Linked DNA regions of Mus musculus: region 2 is linked to region 1. Evidence: chromatin contacts called from ENCODE Hi-C data. All regions are on one chromosome and are shown on one strand. The core of a region is the stretch at or near the end of the contact, and the rest is flanking DNA. Distances in the headings are between cores, read along the strand shown.

Region 1 (7,046 bases), core at 2,982-5,481:
GTGTGAATTCCTAGTGGTAGAACACCATGCTGTGTGACACACTGTCTCCTGGCAGTGCTGATTTCAGTCACTTGGCCTCTTAGTAGTTTGGCAGGTCCCTGGCCCTGTGTTGTTTGGCAAGATCCCTGTGCTCACTGGGACACAAGGGAAAGTCCTCACTTCCCCAGCCAACCTCTCAATTCCAATTCTTCCAAAACACACTTCCTTTTTGCGATATGAGTCAGCAGAAAAGTGAGATTGCATTATGGGATTCTGTGACCGCTTAAACTTACATGAATACAGTTTGAGCCATTTCCTGGATTGATTGTATCAGAAATATCCGAAAAGCACACCTAAAGCATAGGGCATTTTGTTTCGTTGTTACAGGAATACAGTATATGTTCATTTAAAAATGAATGGACATGCCAATTGCATCTCCATAGGAGATAGATTTTATATACTTTGGTGTGTTTTTTTCACTATGAATTTTTACTTGTTTCTTCCACTTCTTTTTCTGTCCCTCTGTGTCCTCCTGTCTTTTATATTTCTTTTGTACTTGCGTGAGGCAAAGCGTCCACATCCTGGATCTTGAAATGGAACCATAACACTGTCTCTAGAGTCCTCTGGGAGGAATTAGGAAACATTGGAGCTATTGGCATGTTGGCATAACATGCTTCCTAGAATTGTCATGCCTTCGGCCACTGTTTATTTTGTGGCTATAATTTCCTTTCTCGGGTGAGTTCTATCTGTGTTAGCTAAGATCCTGCCCTTCCATCCTCTCGGGATGACTAAACTACTTACTGTTTTGAGTTTGATTCAAGTTCTTGAACCTTGCTTGTCTCGTTCAGCCGCTCTGTTCCGAAGTCTGCAATCACGTCTTAGCCCTTATCAAATGCATATTTTGTGTCTTTTCTCTGAACCTTGCTCCTACTTCTCCCTTGCAGGAACGTCGATTTAAGTTTCTTCAAGACCTTGACACTAAACTCTTAAAACTAAGGCCTATTTCACTGTCTTCTTTAAATCCTTATGAAGCTTCAAATCTGTGCTAAAATTCCTATACCAAATCATATATTGTCTTGTACTGTTCTTAGCTGCTACATGTATGTTAGTTTTGTTCCCCTCATGAGAATGTAAGCTCCTTAAGGGCAGGGACTATGTCTTAATTTTTGTATCCACCACAGTGCCTAGCACTGTGCTTGGCACATGGGTGCTGAATAAATACTTTGTTTATTGATCAGCAAACTATTATCTTGTATTTTTAATTATGAAAGAATCGATGTGTATGTATCCAAACTTGGACCTGATTGCTAAGGTTTAATATTCTTTCTGGAAACAGGATGGAACAAAACTGACCTTGATTGAGGAGCAATGATTTGGTGGCCTTGCAATCGGAGGAGACCGTGAGCTGGTAGGGTCATGGTCGGACCAGGGAGTTACTTCGACAGACTTGGCCACCTCAGATAAGAGTGAAATGTGTCTGACAGATCATCTTTTGGAGGAATAATCAGAATATTCTTTTGAATGCTTAGTATGTGAGCTTCTCAATATGAAAGCCACTGAGCCACAAGAGAGTTTTTTGGAGGGGCAACAGATTTCAGACCGCCACTGAAGGGCAAGTGAGCAACATGCAGGGAAAGATTTAAGTTTCCAACTCTGATCATTTTACTGCTGAGTAAATGGGTTACCAGGAATGAGTTCCTTACAAAAGTGTTAGGTTTTATCTCCACCTTAAAAAAAAAAAACAAACAAACTCTGAGCCAATACTTTAAAAACACCAAAATTTTTGTTTTTCTTTTCTTGTTCTTAAAAAAAAAATGCTTGCATGATAACTGTTGCATATGATTAGTGAGTGCTTCTAGATAAGTGGACTTTGCGGGGGGGCGGGGGGGGGTGTCCGATGCCTCCAGAGGTAATAACACCACCAAGCCTAAAGACCAGATTTCAATCCCTAGGCCACCACATAGCAGGAGAGAAGCAACTGCCATGATTTGTTCTCTGACCTTCCCCCCGCTTCTCTCTTTCACTCACACACACACAATGTATGTTTTTTTAAAGAGGTGTTTTACTTACCAAGAGGTGATTTCACTCACTCAGATGGCCTATTTGGACTCCTGTAATTTATAATACTCCCACGTTGGGTTGCTTCGAATGTGCAGCTACCTATTATTTTGTTTACTCAAGGCCCATAACTTGACATAAGTTATTTTTCTTTTAAGGGTTTGCTTGCCTTCCTAAATCAACATGGGGGTGGGGGGAGGCGCGTGGAAAACATGTCAACTTATTCTTTGTAAGATTTGTTTTTACTATTTAAAATTACATGTACTTATATGTGTCTTTATATAGGTATGTGCACATAAGTTTGGGTTACCTTGAGGTTAGAGGTACGGGATCTTCTAGGGCAGGGGTTTCAGGAGATGGTGAGCTGCCTGGCATGGGTGTGAGGGAACAAATTTGAGTTCTCTCAACAGTGAGCATTCTTAACCCCAAGCCCTGTCTCCATTCCCAAGTCAGTACATTCTTCGTGTACATCCTAAACACACACATTTTTTAGTAACCCCTAGTGTACTGTCAGAAGCTAAATAAAAACTATAACTGGGATTTGGGGGTGTTTGTTTGCTTGTTTTTTTGCTTCTTAGATACATTTATTAAGGTCATATTGTAAATGTTATTTAGATAACTATACAGAGATGTTCCGTGTTCTCATCTAACAGTGTAAGTTTAGCTGACATGATTCATCTTGAATGGGCTGACTTAGTAAAAGATGAGAGTCATTAATCCCATTCCTACCCAAATTTCCTGGTAAACCTGCGTGTAGTAAAGTTTCACGGGGGACCCAGATATTCTTTAAAAGGCTTTAAAGCATCTCAACAGGACCAAAGCCACAGGCCATACCGGATTCCACAACAGACAGATTCACATCTGGGTTTTTTTTTTTTTTTTTTTTTACAAAACAAACAAAAAAAAAACAGGTCTGCATACCAAATTTGATGGATAGCCTTCACATGAGTTGAGAATTATAGAACGCCACATTCTGTATAAGAAACACAATCCGGGGGCTGGTGAGATGGCTCAGTGGGTAAGAGCACCCGACTGCTCTTCCAAAGGTTGGAAGTTCAAATCCCAGCAACCACATGGTGGCTCACAACCATCCAACCAATAAGATCTGACTCCCTCTTCTGGAGTGTCTGAGGACAGCTACAGTGTACTTACATATAATAAATAAATAAATAAATCTTTAAAAAAAAAAAAAAAAGAAACACAATCGGGGACAGCGAGGGCACTGAGAACCCTACGGGTTCCAAACACATGGAGGCTCAACTGGCTGTAACTCCAATTCCAGGGAATCCAACACCCTCTTCTGACCTCCATGTGAGCATTGCAAGCAAGTAGTGCAGGAACATACTCCCAAACAAAACGCCCACACCCTCCAAAGATGAAAAAGCAAAGGTAACCACCCATTCACTCTGTGCCTGTCTTTCTGTGTTGAATTAGCAAAGCATCTAAGAGCTTGTAATTGAACAGGAAGGAAGAACTGGTTATGTACAAGTTTTCTGCAGGAGTAGTGAATACTCGCACTGATTAAGGTGTATACAATAGGGCTGAAAAGCTGTGTAAAGATTGAAAATCTAGTAGGAATGACTGGGAGGTGAGTTAAGGCAATTTTAGTTCCACTCATTTTCTTTTTTATTTCTGCTTGTATTTTTTGAGCCTATCACTTTGTGGGGAAATTACATGATATCAGAATCATAGAATTCACCTTTCCGTAACTGAAGATACTCACTAGTAGCATTTTCAAAATTCTTTGCAGCATCCGAAATGACTTTAGTCTCAGAAAATTTCACTTTCTACATTTATAAATCGGAGCTACCAGTGGGTACCTTAAAACGTACATTGTTTAGAAGAGTAAATGTTTGTGTTCCTCGTTAGATTTACAGAAATAAGTAATTGCCTTAAAACGTGACTATTGTTGGAGCCCGAGATGGGACAGTCATTTTTATTGGATAGAAATGAGAGTTTAGGACAACGTCATTACGCAACAAGACCCTAGGGAACCACACAGCTATCGTCCCCTGTTGTTACTCGGGCCGTTTTTTCGGTCGCACCTCCGACCTTGCTCTCACAGGATGTAAATGCACAGCGCATGCTGGGAATTGCAGTTCCTTTCCTCAAGGCAGGAGGCGGCTGTGAGGTCATCGGTGGTCGCCCAGCACGCCTGCACGTGGCGAGAAAGGGGCGGTGCGCGCTTGCTGTCCCCAGCCGAGCGGAACTGTCTGCGTCCCTGCCTCCGGCCGCGGTCCTCCCGACATGCCGGAGGAGGCGAGCCTCCCGCCCGCTAAGAGATTCCGGCCGGGCTCCTGCCCTCCCGGGAGACGAGTAGTGATGCTGTTGACGGCTGGCGGCGGCGGCGGAGCTGGAGGAGGCCGGAGGCAGACGCCGCCGCTGGCCCAGCCTTCGGCCAGTCCCTACCGCGAGGCCCTGGAGCTGCAGCGCCGGAGTCTGCCCATCTTCCGGGCGCGGGGGCAGCTATTGGCTCAGCTCCGAAACCTGGACAACGCGGTCCTCATCGGTGAGTGGCGGCTTTGGTGGATCTTCCTTGCTCTAGATCCCTGGCTCTGTGCACGAGGGCGGGGTTTCTTAGGGGCTTCTCACTTTCTTTGCGTTGGTTTCTTCCACAAACTTGAAAGGGTTTCAGTGCCCGGTGTGGACAGGGACCTCTGGAAAGAGGCGGACAGAGTTACCCTGCCGGCGCTGACCGCGCTCTGTGAGTTTGAGGATATTCGCCTTCCGTGACGAGGCGTGGGGAGCATATCGGAGGCTCTCAGAGAGCTTTGCAGGATGGGCCTCACCAAGGCTTTTGAGGAGGCAGCTGCGGAGCGGGTCCCTGGGGACCGGCATTCTAAGCGAGGACGGAGAGACTGGCGCCAGAAAGAATTCAGTTGGCGAGAACCAATTTCTTGTGTACGAGAAGAACTTGGCAGTGTTCGAAGGCAGGGACTGACTTCTAGTGGCTTTGCTACAGTATTGACGATAGAGGAGTTCCCGAAGGAATGTCATAAGCGAGAAAGAGACTGGAGTACTGGCAGTCAGTGGAATAGAGTGCTAAGGAGGGAAGTTCCATAACAATATGTAGACATGGTGGGGCGTGGGAGTGCACGTTGGATATGTAGTATTGATTGCAACTCCCACTAAGAATTTTTTCAAAATAACTTTAAGAACAGATCTGGCGTTGGACTGAGGAGTAATTAGGAGGTGAAAGAATGAAGGCAGTGGAAACAGGTTTCTGCTTTGGCCAACCAAGGGAAGCTGAGGCACTTGTAAATAGTCACAGATTTTGGCGAACTGAGCAGAGAGGACACTGAAGATAGATAGAACTAATGGATCAAAGTTTAGGAAATTTCAGAGATGGGGGCGCAGTGCCGGGCATCAGGAGTTATGGAGAGCCCACCTGGCACAGGAGAAAGGCTGTCTCTTTTGAAGTCACATTTGAGAAGATCCAAGAGTTCTGAGGAAAACAAAAGTTCCAGAGCCTCAAGTAGGCTTTTGGGGAGATGGAGACGGAAGACAGGCTGCAAAAACAGGAACAAGATGGACTGTAAAGCTGATGCCCAGGTGAATTTTGTCCCTCTGTTTGTATGGCTGGCATATTCTATTTTAGCAATAGTCAGTTGCCCTGGAATAGGAGTGGGAAAGATGCACAAGAGGCATTGATCTATGTCTGAGGTTGTGTGGAGGGTTCAGTAGGAAAATGCAGGATAATCAGATTCTTGGTCTGAGAGCCTTGGCTAAGTCTGGAAAGGTGAGTGGTCAGAAGCAGGCCGGGAGCTGGAAGAAAATGTAAGACTCATGGACCTGTTAAAGAGGATAAGCCATGGCAAAGAAGGGTGTGCAAGTTTCCTGAGTTGTTCTAATCAGGTGCTTTTAGAGGTACCAACAGACATACACAGGAAACAGCCTTCATTGAGTGCTTGCTCTGTGCAGTGTTTAAGCCTATGAAGAGAGCGTCTGCCCTCTGGAATTAGGGCAGAAACATTTAAGTACTTCTGTACTGTTTGAACCAGGCGTGGTGGTGTACGCCTTTAATCCCAGCACTTGGGAGGCAGAGGCAGGGGGATTTCTGAGTTCGAGGCCAGCCTGGTCTACAGAGTGAGTTCCAGGACAGCAAGGACTATACAGAGAAACCCTGTCTTGAAAAACAAACAAAGAAAAAATACTTCTGTACTGTTTGGAATAATCAGTGCTAGGAGAGAGATGAAGCAGGCACTAAGGATCCTAGAGATGAGGCCCCCTGGTACAGCCCAGAGGGTGAGAGCTTGCAGGCTGACTCATCCTTGAACTTGCCAGTTAGTGAGGCAGGTAGGTATTGTACCCACAGTAGGGTATACAGAGGCAGAAGGTTTGACGAGAGCAGCAAGCAGCAGCCAGAGCAAAGGGCGAGCAGTCTATGAATGGACATCTCGTCGTATCAGTTTTTATCAAGCTATATGACTGTCGTATCTCATCTGTTGTAACTACACCAGTTACCTACCATTATACATGTTTCCAGTTTTGATTGGGGTTTTTGTTTTGTTTTTCATTTTGTTTTTGCTATCATGGGGCAAATTAAATTAAAACATGTTTGTTTTCTTAGACTCAATTTCGGCAAGTGGAATTTGGAGCCAAAGTATATGAACAGTTTGTTTGACAGTCTGTCTATTATGTAGCTCTGGCTGTCCTGGAACTGACTGTGTAGACCAAGCTGACCTAGAACTCAAAAAGATCCTCCTATCTCTGTCTGCTGTGATTAAGCGCACTTGTCACCATGTCCAGCCCATTCTAAAAGTGTTTGAAATGTGATTGGGCCTCCGGGGAAAGAGTGACAGTGACTGTTCGCCAGCCACCTCCCAGGTGCCCATTTGCCTGAGGCTTAGCAACTCAGTGTTTCCTTTTAAGATTTTGTTTTTCCTGACTGTGAGCTGTTGGTTTCCCTTAGTCTCATTTGAATAAGAGTTTCTCTTCTCTCCTAGGGGAAACTGGCTCTGGGAAAACAACTCAGATCCCACAGTACCTCTATGAAGGGGGAATTAGCC
Region 2 (7,046 bases), core at 1,814-4,313, 1.2 Mb before region 1:
TTGACTAGTCTGGTACTTTTTATACAGTCATATAGTCCTGGCTGGCCTTAAACTCATAGCAATCCTCCTGCATCAGCCTCTCCTAGTCCTGGGATTTCAGGTGTGCATCACCACACCCAGCCATTTCTTTTGAACGCAATAGGCAGTAAATATTATACACCACTCCCAGGTAATATATGAAAAAGTATGAGAATAAGAAGTGACTTCTTTACAAGAACTTACATTTATTTAGTTTTTTTTTTTTAAACTAACCTGGCTGACACAGCTGAAGGCAAGACACAACTATTACCCAGCACAATAAATCCAATTATTAGACTGTGCCATTAAAGGCTTTCTCGACTGCAAATGGAGAATATTACTCTTCATTTATTATTGTTGCACATGCTGTCTTTAACACTGTGTAACACATGCCAGGTACAGCAGCTCTATTTCCTACAGAGAACGATGAGGAAGACACACAGCATGGCTAACAGTAACACACACATTTACAAAGTACAATGGGTACATCAACAATTACCTTCATTGATGTACACTGTCATTTTGAAGCTGTGGAATGTATAATATAGATTTATGGCAAAGGTGTTTCATTACATTCATTCTCTCTCTCTCTCTCTCTCTCTCTCTCTCTCTCTCTCTCTCTTGGAACATGAATAAGTGAAATATGGAGGAAGAATCCTAGATAAAAATAAGACCAGGACCACAGGGAATCTACCAGGATCCTTCCCACGCCCTTCCTGAAGCATCAACGATCCAGAAGCAGGCGCCTGGCTTTCCCAGAGTCACATTCAGCCAGTCTTCCAAATACTACTAAAAGAGGAAACAGAAGCAGTCACTAATGGAGAAAGGTCTGGACAGACAAACACATCTCTGACATTATTTCCAGGCTAGTAATGGACAGGAAATATAATATCGTATTAACTGTTATGTTGATTTATTTTGTTACATTAGACACATACCACTTTTGCAACAAGAAGATAATGAGGAACACAAAGAGAAGCAACTGCTTTGTTTGTTTTTTTATCTGTTTATTTAAGGCACAGTTGGCCATATTAAAAAGAATTAGTAAACTGGAAAAAACTGACAATTCTTTGCTATTAGCTAATTCTTTGATACTAGCAGTTCTGTGAGGCAGACAGGCATTCAGGTAGCCTTGGGGTAGTGATGGTAGTTATAACATCAACATCTTTAGCAGTTATGACATTTCTTCTGACCTGCGCCCCCATTCTGCGGGGACAGTCCAGTACACTCCCTGGGACTAAATTAGTGCCTGGAAGTAGTAAGTGCTCTGACTCATGAGGAGTCCTGCAGAATCAGCATCTGCAGCCTTCTGTTCTAGTGGCAAGTAGCACATGCATTATTAAAGCAGGCTAGAGAGAGGGTTCCTTACAGAGCAACACATCCTCTTCCTCTGAGAACGCTTGCTTTTGTTCCTCACCGGAAGATGCTCTGAACACACTTCCATGACTGTCTTTCAGGCTTTTCCGCAATTCTGCTATGCAGAAGTCAGGGGTTTGCTTAGTGCACCACCCTCTAGCAAAGTTGCTAGAAACCTCAATGTTTCTCAACTTCACCAATGACTTGCCTTTCTCAGCACAGCGATTCTTTGTTGGAGGAGGGACAGGGTGTTGACCTGGGCACCATAAGATGTTAGCAGCATCCCTGGCTACTAGGCACTTGAGGCAAGCAGGAGCACCTTCCACGCTGCCCCAAACACACACACTTCTGGAGACAAAATCATTCCCAACTCGGTTACCAATGCAACTTCGATGGAGAGGTAGTTCTAAACTGTAAACTGCAATACGCACTTTGCTCCCTTGCACTAAATTCTTTTGATGATCTCAGAATAAAATTCAAGCTCTTTACTGTAATCCCAGAAGATTTCCAAGACTCTATATGAAGTGGCATCTTCCTCCTTTTTGTTTTCTTCCTTATACCACGCTCTCATATACTAACTGATCTTTCTCTTACATAAACATCTTTGATTTTTAAAAAAAATGTAGACTTTCCCTTCTGTCTAGAATGCACTTCCCTCTAGATCCTGATATGGCTCACTGTCCACTCACACAAATCTCGGACCAAATGTAATCAGCAAGGCTTTCCCTGACCATATTCTCTAAAGAGTTCCCTACTCTCTACCACAAGACAGACAGCCTTTCCTTCGCGGGAATACAACAGCATGTTGTCTTACTTTCCCCTTTGTTGCATGTCTCTTCATTAGAGGAAGATCCTAGTCTTTTCCACTGCTCTAGCTGCCATGCTCTAACTACTACCTAGCATGCAGTAATACTCAGTTACCATCCTGTCAATCTCACGCCTCAGGCCAAGTGTCATGGCTTCTTCTTTACTTTCCCTTCCAAGATTATTAATGGTTTTATTGATTGTTTATTAATTGTCCTGTTTTTTCCTATACCCCCTGATTTAATTTTTTAAGTGTGGGTGGAATACTATGTATGACAACATGAGAAAATGTATAATGAAATATAAGTATTAATAAAGGCCAATTAATAATGTATGAAAGATGATACCTTGCCCTGTAGGTTTCAAGCAGGTATATGATCAGGCCAGCGGTCAAGAATCATGACAAGTTTGGCCCCTCTTTGCAAATTTCAAGTCGTCAACACATCCTAGAGTGACCTAAGACTATAAAACTTACCTGGTGTAGAGACTCAAAGAATCTCATTGTCCATCAGCCAGGTTTATACTGCACTACCAGTCTGAAACCTTCTGTGCTGGCTTCAAGTTAATAGCACACTGGGGTCAACAACAGGATGGTCTAAGGTGCTGCAATGTCAATACATGTTAACAGCCCCCAGAAACCACAGCCTGTTTCTTACACTGATTTATGGGTTCTTTCCATGAAACCAAAGATGCTCGGTTCTCCTGGAAGATGGCTGGCTGGCAACTCTTCAGTCCTGGCTAAGGACCTTTGGCACTTCATCGAGCCATTCTGGCACTCTGCCTGGCTGGGCTCTCAACACGGTGCACAGTAGTCTCCACCCTCAGGGATGACGACGCCCTGACGTGGCGGGAGGACGTTTCCGTGCACTGCGAGGAGGTTTCCACGTGCTGGGAGGACACCTCAAGGAACTGAGGGAGTCGCTTCGTGGAGGGGGTGAGGGAGGGCCCCTCTCGGTGGCGCTGGGAGGTCTCCACCTGCCGGGAAGACGTTCGAACCTGCCGGGAGGACGTCTCCACGCGGTGGGATGACGTTTCCTCGCGGTGGGACGACGTCTCCACGCGGACAGTCGATGTCTCCTTGTGGCGGGTGCTTTCCACTCGCGGGGCGGAGGACTTGCTCCTAAGGGGCGAGGCCATCCTGCCCATACACCTTGGTCAGGTGGGACAAAGAGGCCCAAGGATCATGCTCTGCGTCACGTCACACAGGGAAAGGTGACGTCAGGGTGGTGTATTACGTCGGGGTAGGTAGCAGGACTCTGAGACCTAAAAAATGAGAAGTCCTCCGGCACGCCCCGCTCGATATCTGCGCGCGCAGCCGGCCGGGTCTGCACAGATAGGTGGGGCTAATTTTCCCATAAGTGAGGTTGTCCCCGCCCTCGTGTCCCACTCTGCCCCGCGACCGGAAGTAGGAGCCGTGGCTTCCGGATTCTCACCAATCGAAGTCGCGGTTCGGTCGGGGCTGGTGGTGTTCGCCTCACTCTGATTGTTATGGCCGCGGCCGTCGCTATGGAGACAGGTACGTTGTGACTTGCACCCCGAGTCTTCACCCCAAGGGAATGGTCCTACGCCCCGAAATTCCCTCCCTTTTCCCTTTTCCTGCGCTGTCTTTCGGGTTCAACTTGGCATCCTTAGAGTTGGGACCGGCGGAGGAGAAGGCTGTGCTGCTTCTCAGACTATGGTCTGTGAAAACATCTTTGCTCCTGGGTTGCTCAAACCCCTACTCCAACCCTGGCTCTTGGGGCCGTGCAGGGCCGTGGGAGAGGACTGAGACCTTCCACTGTCTGTGCTGAAGGTACTCCCAAGAACTTGCCCGAAATATCGATAACCTGTGTATTCTAATGCGGACACCGCCTTCTCTCCATTGTTTAATCACTTTGCATCATGCTTCGGTTTTGTGTAGCACATTGATTTTGCTTAACGTAATCACAGTTGATAGTTGTGGTTATAACAACTTAGGGAACCGCACAGCTATTACAGACTGTCCAGTGATCTCCGCTAACAAAGTGGCCTGCAGGTGGTAAATTCCCATTCAACTTATTTTTTCCTCAATTAACTTTAAAGGATTTCTTTACTATTTTTTGTTTTACTATTTTTGTTTTGGAAACAGGGCCTCATTACTTAGTGAATATATATATATATATATATATATATATATATATATACACACACACACACACACATATATACACACACGCATATACATATATCTTTAATTTCTAAGAAAGTCTCTTCTGCACTTTGATATTTGTCTTTTCTCCTAGATGATGCTGGAAATCGGCTTCGGTTTCAGTTGGAGTTGGAATTTGTGCAATGTTTAGCCAACCCAAACTACCTTAATTGTAAGTTAAGTACATCACTAACTTAAGCAACTAGCTCTTAATTTCTGAGAAGAGATGCAGTTTGTAATACTATTTATTACTTCGATGTGTTTGAATGGGATTTTATTTGTTCTGGTCTGTAAGTTAACTGGGCAAACAAAGGCTTGTGTTTTTAATTCCTTGTGTTCTGTTGGTAGGGATGTTAAGAGCTACTTTGTTTTAGAGATTACTAATCAGTAGTCCAGCGGTTGGTTGACATACGGATTGTTTCTTTGTGTCTTTCAGTTCTTGCCCAAAGAGGTTACTTCAAAGACAAAGCTTTTGTTAATTATCTTAAGTATTTGCTTTACTGGAAAGAACCAGAATATGCCAAATATCTAAAGTAAGTTTAATTTTTATAATCCTAAATCTGTGTATACTTTATCATAAATACAAAGTGCTGATACTGAGCAGTTTTCTCTGTGTGGGAATGGAAAATGATATTTTGAATCTTTCTGCTTTTAGTTAATGTAAGATACTGTCATCTGTAACTTAGATTATTTTAGGAATTGCATTTATTTCTGCTACCATTCTTACCTCACTCCCTTCAAACAGAACCAAACAACTGTCTTCATGGGAGCCAGCTTACTCTCTAAGTAATATAAGCCAGAACACACCACTTCTGTTCATGCAGGCTAGCTAAGATCCAGTCAACTGGTTTCAGACTATAGTTCTAATGTAATTTGGTGTCTAACCTTGTCACTTAGCACTGCCCTTGTCTTTCTGGATTTTTAATGCCTACCAAACTATAATCTAGGAAGGTAGGAAGTATTGTTTTCTGGGAGTTTTAGAGGTACTGCCCTTCTTTATAGTGAGTGTTCTTTGTTTCGAGCACTGTGCTAAATGTATTGTACACATTAACTCACTGTAAAAGAACAAACACGGACACTATCAAACTCAATAGCTTTGACTTAAAAAAAAAAAAAGAAGAAGAAGAAGCTGGCACACACCTTTAATCCCAACATTTGGGAGGCAGAGGTGGGCACATGAATTCAAGGCCAGCTTAGTCTACAGAGCTACTTCCAGGGCAGCAAGCTCTACACAGGTAAGCCCTGTCTAGATGTGCCTCTCAAAGGAGGAGACAACAGAAAAACCAGAAGTTTAGCCTGGCATCCCTTTAATCCCAGCTCTCAAGAAACAGAGTCAGGTAGATCTCTATGAGTTTGAGGCCAGCCTGGTTATGTAGCAAATTTCAGGCCAATCAGGTCCACACAGAGAGACTCTTTTTTGTTTTGTTTTGTTTTGTTTTGTTTTTCGAGACAGGGTTTCTCTGTGTAGCCCTGACTGTCCTGGAACTCACTTTGTAGACCAGGCTGGCCTTGAACTCAGAAATATGCTTACCTCTGCCTCCCAAGTGCTGGGACTAAAGGTGTGCGCCACCACTGCCCGGCAGAGACTCTAATTTTAAAAATGAGAGTAAAACATTTCAAAAATTTCTTTTTATCCTCGTTACCTTCCTGACTTGATTTGCTGCCTGTAGATTTGCTCTTCATGATGCAATTATAGATTCCTTTAGGAATCCAAATGATAGACTTGAAGTTATATTAGAAGATATAAAATGTTACATGCTAGCAAATTTTCAGACCGGAGATGGAAAGCCTGAGCCAACTTCAAGTTCAGTCTCTCCAGCCAAGCTGCTGAAAGGTGATTATCTCCACTCTGGTTGGAGGCTTCCTGGGAGCATAGTCCCTCTGTTAGAGGCAGCTTACTCCATTGATAGCCAGAGGCGAGGGAGCTCTTCCTTATATTGTGCTCAAATACACCTCCTTGTAGCTCTAACCTGTTTGTAGGTTTGTTTCTTTTTCTTTTTATCTGTGTCCTCTTGGAGGTAACAGCTATAGATGTTTAGAGTCGAGAGAGGTTGTGAAATAACTTCCTTATATCTTACATAATGTTCTGAAGTAACATGGTAGGAGTGATATTACCAAAGGTGCCATAGTAATAGAAATGGCAGGCTTGAGATCATTTTTAGGGGAGTATCTGAGTTAGAACTTGGGATGCCTTAAATGATGCTGGTAATTAACTTATGACCTTAAACCCAGGTACCCTCAGTGCTTACATATGTTAGAGCTGCTCCAGTATGAGCACTTTCGCAAGGAGCTGGTGAATGCGCAGTGTGCGAAGTTCATCGACGAGCAGCAGATTCTGCACTGGCAGCACTACTCTCGGAAGCGGGTGCGTCTTCAGCAAGCCCTGGCCGAGCAGCAGCAGCAGAATAACACAGCAGGGAAATGAAGAGCTGGGGCCAGGTCAGGCTCTTAGGACGTGTATATAATGTATTGCTATTGTACAGTACAGAGAAAAAGACTCTTCTGCCCCCTTTACTGTAGCCCTCAGAACCATTAGTGTTATTTTTTAGTTGGCAAATTTTTTATTAATAAATTATTTCTATTTAACCAGGATTGCTCCACTTTGATTTCTCTGGGGATTTGTAAATTTCAATTGCATTTAACAGAACCAAGTGAATAAGGATGGAAATGGTAGGTGTTTTAGAACAGTTTAAGAACATAG

The links. Hi-C counts contacts between places; a loop is a spot of excess contacts on that map.
Region 2: a map of T-helper 17 cell shows a loop between it and region 1 (6-fold over the local background). The contact joins the promoter of Med31 here to the promoter of Dhx33 in region 1. A Hi-C loop is called at or near these places in 2 of 37 maps with a recorded cell type or tissue (T-helper 17 cell and regulatory T cell).

The regions. Positions count from the first base shown.
Region 1 is chr11:71,001,617-71,008,662 of GRCm38, reverse strand. Dhx33 (DEAH (Asp-Glu-Ala-His) box polypeptide 33) reads left to right here and starts at 4,231. Exons shown (of 12, transcript NM_178367.4): 1 at 4,231-4,546; 2 at 6,984-7,046. The coding sequence starts at 4,285. Derl2 (Der1-like domain family, member 2) reads left to right here. Exons shown (of 7, transcript NM_033562.4): 7 at 1-1,223.
Region 2 is chr11:72,211,609-72,218,654 of GRCm38, reverse strand. It overlaps Med31 (mediator complex subunit 31), which reads left to right and starts at 3,063. Exons shown (of 4, transcript NM_026068.2): 1 at 3,063-3,694; 2 at 4,440-4,517; 3 at 4,782-4,878; 4 at 6,578-6,931. The coding sequence starts at 3,667. The coding sequence ends at 6,770. It overlaps 4930563E22Rik (RIKEN cDNA 4930563E22 gene), which reads right to left and starts at 3,517. Exons shown (of 1, transcript NM_001163728.1): 1 at 205-3,517. The coding sequence starts at 3,324. The coding sequence ends at 2,935.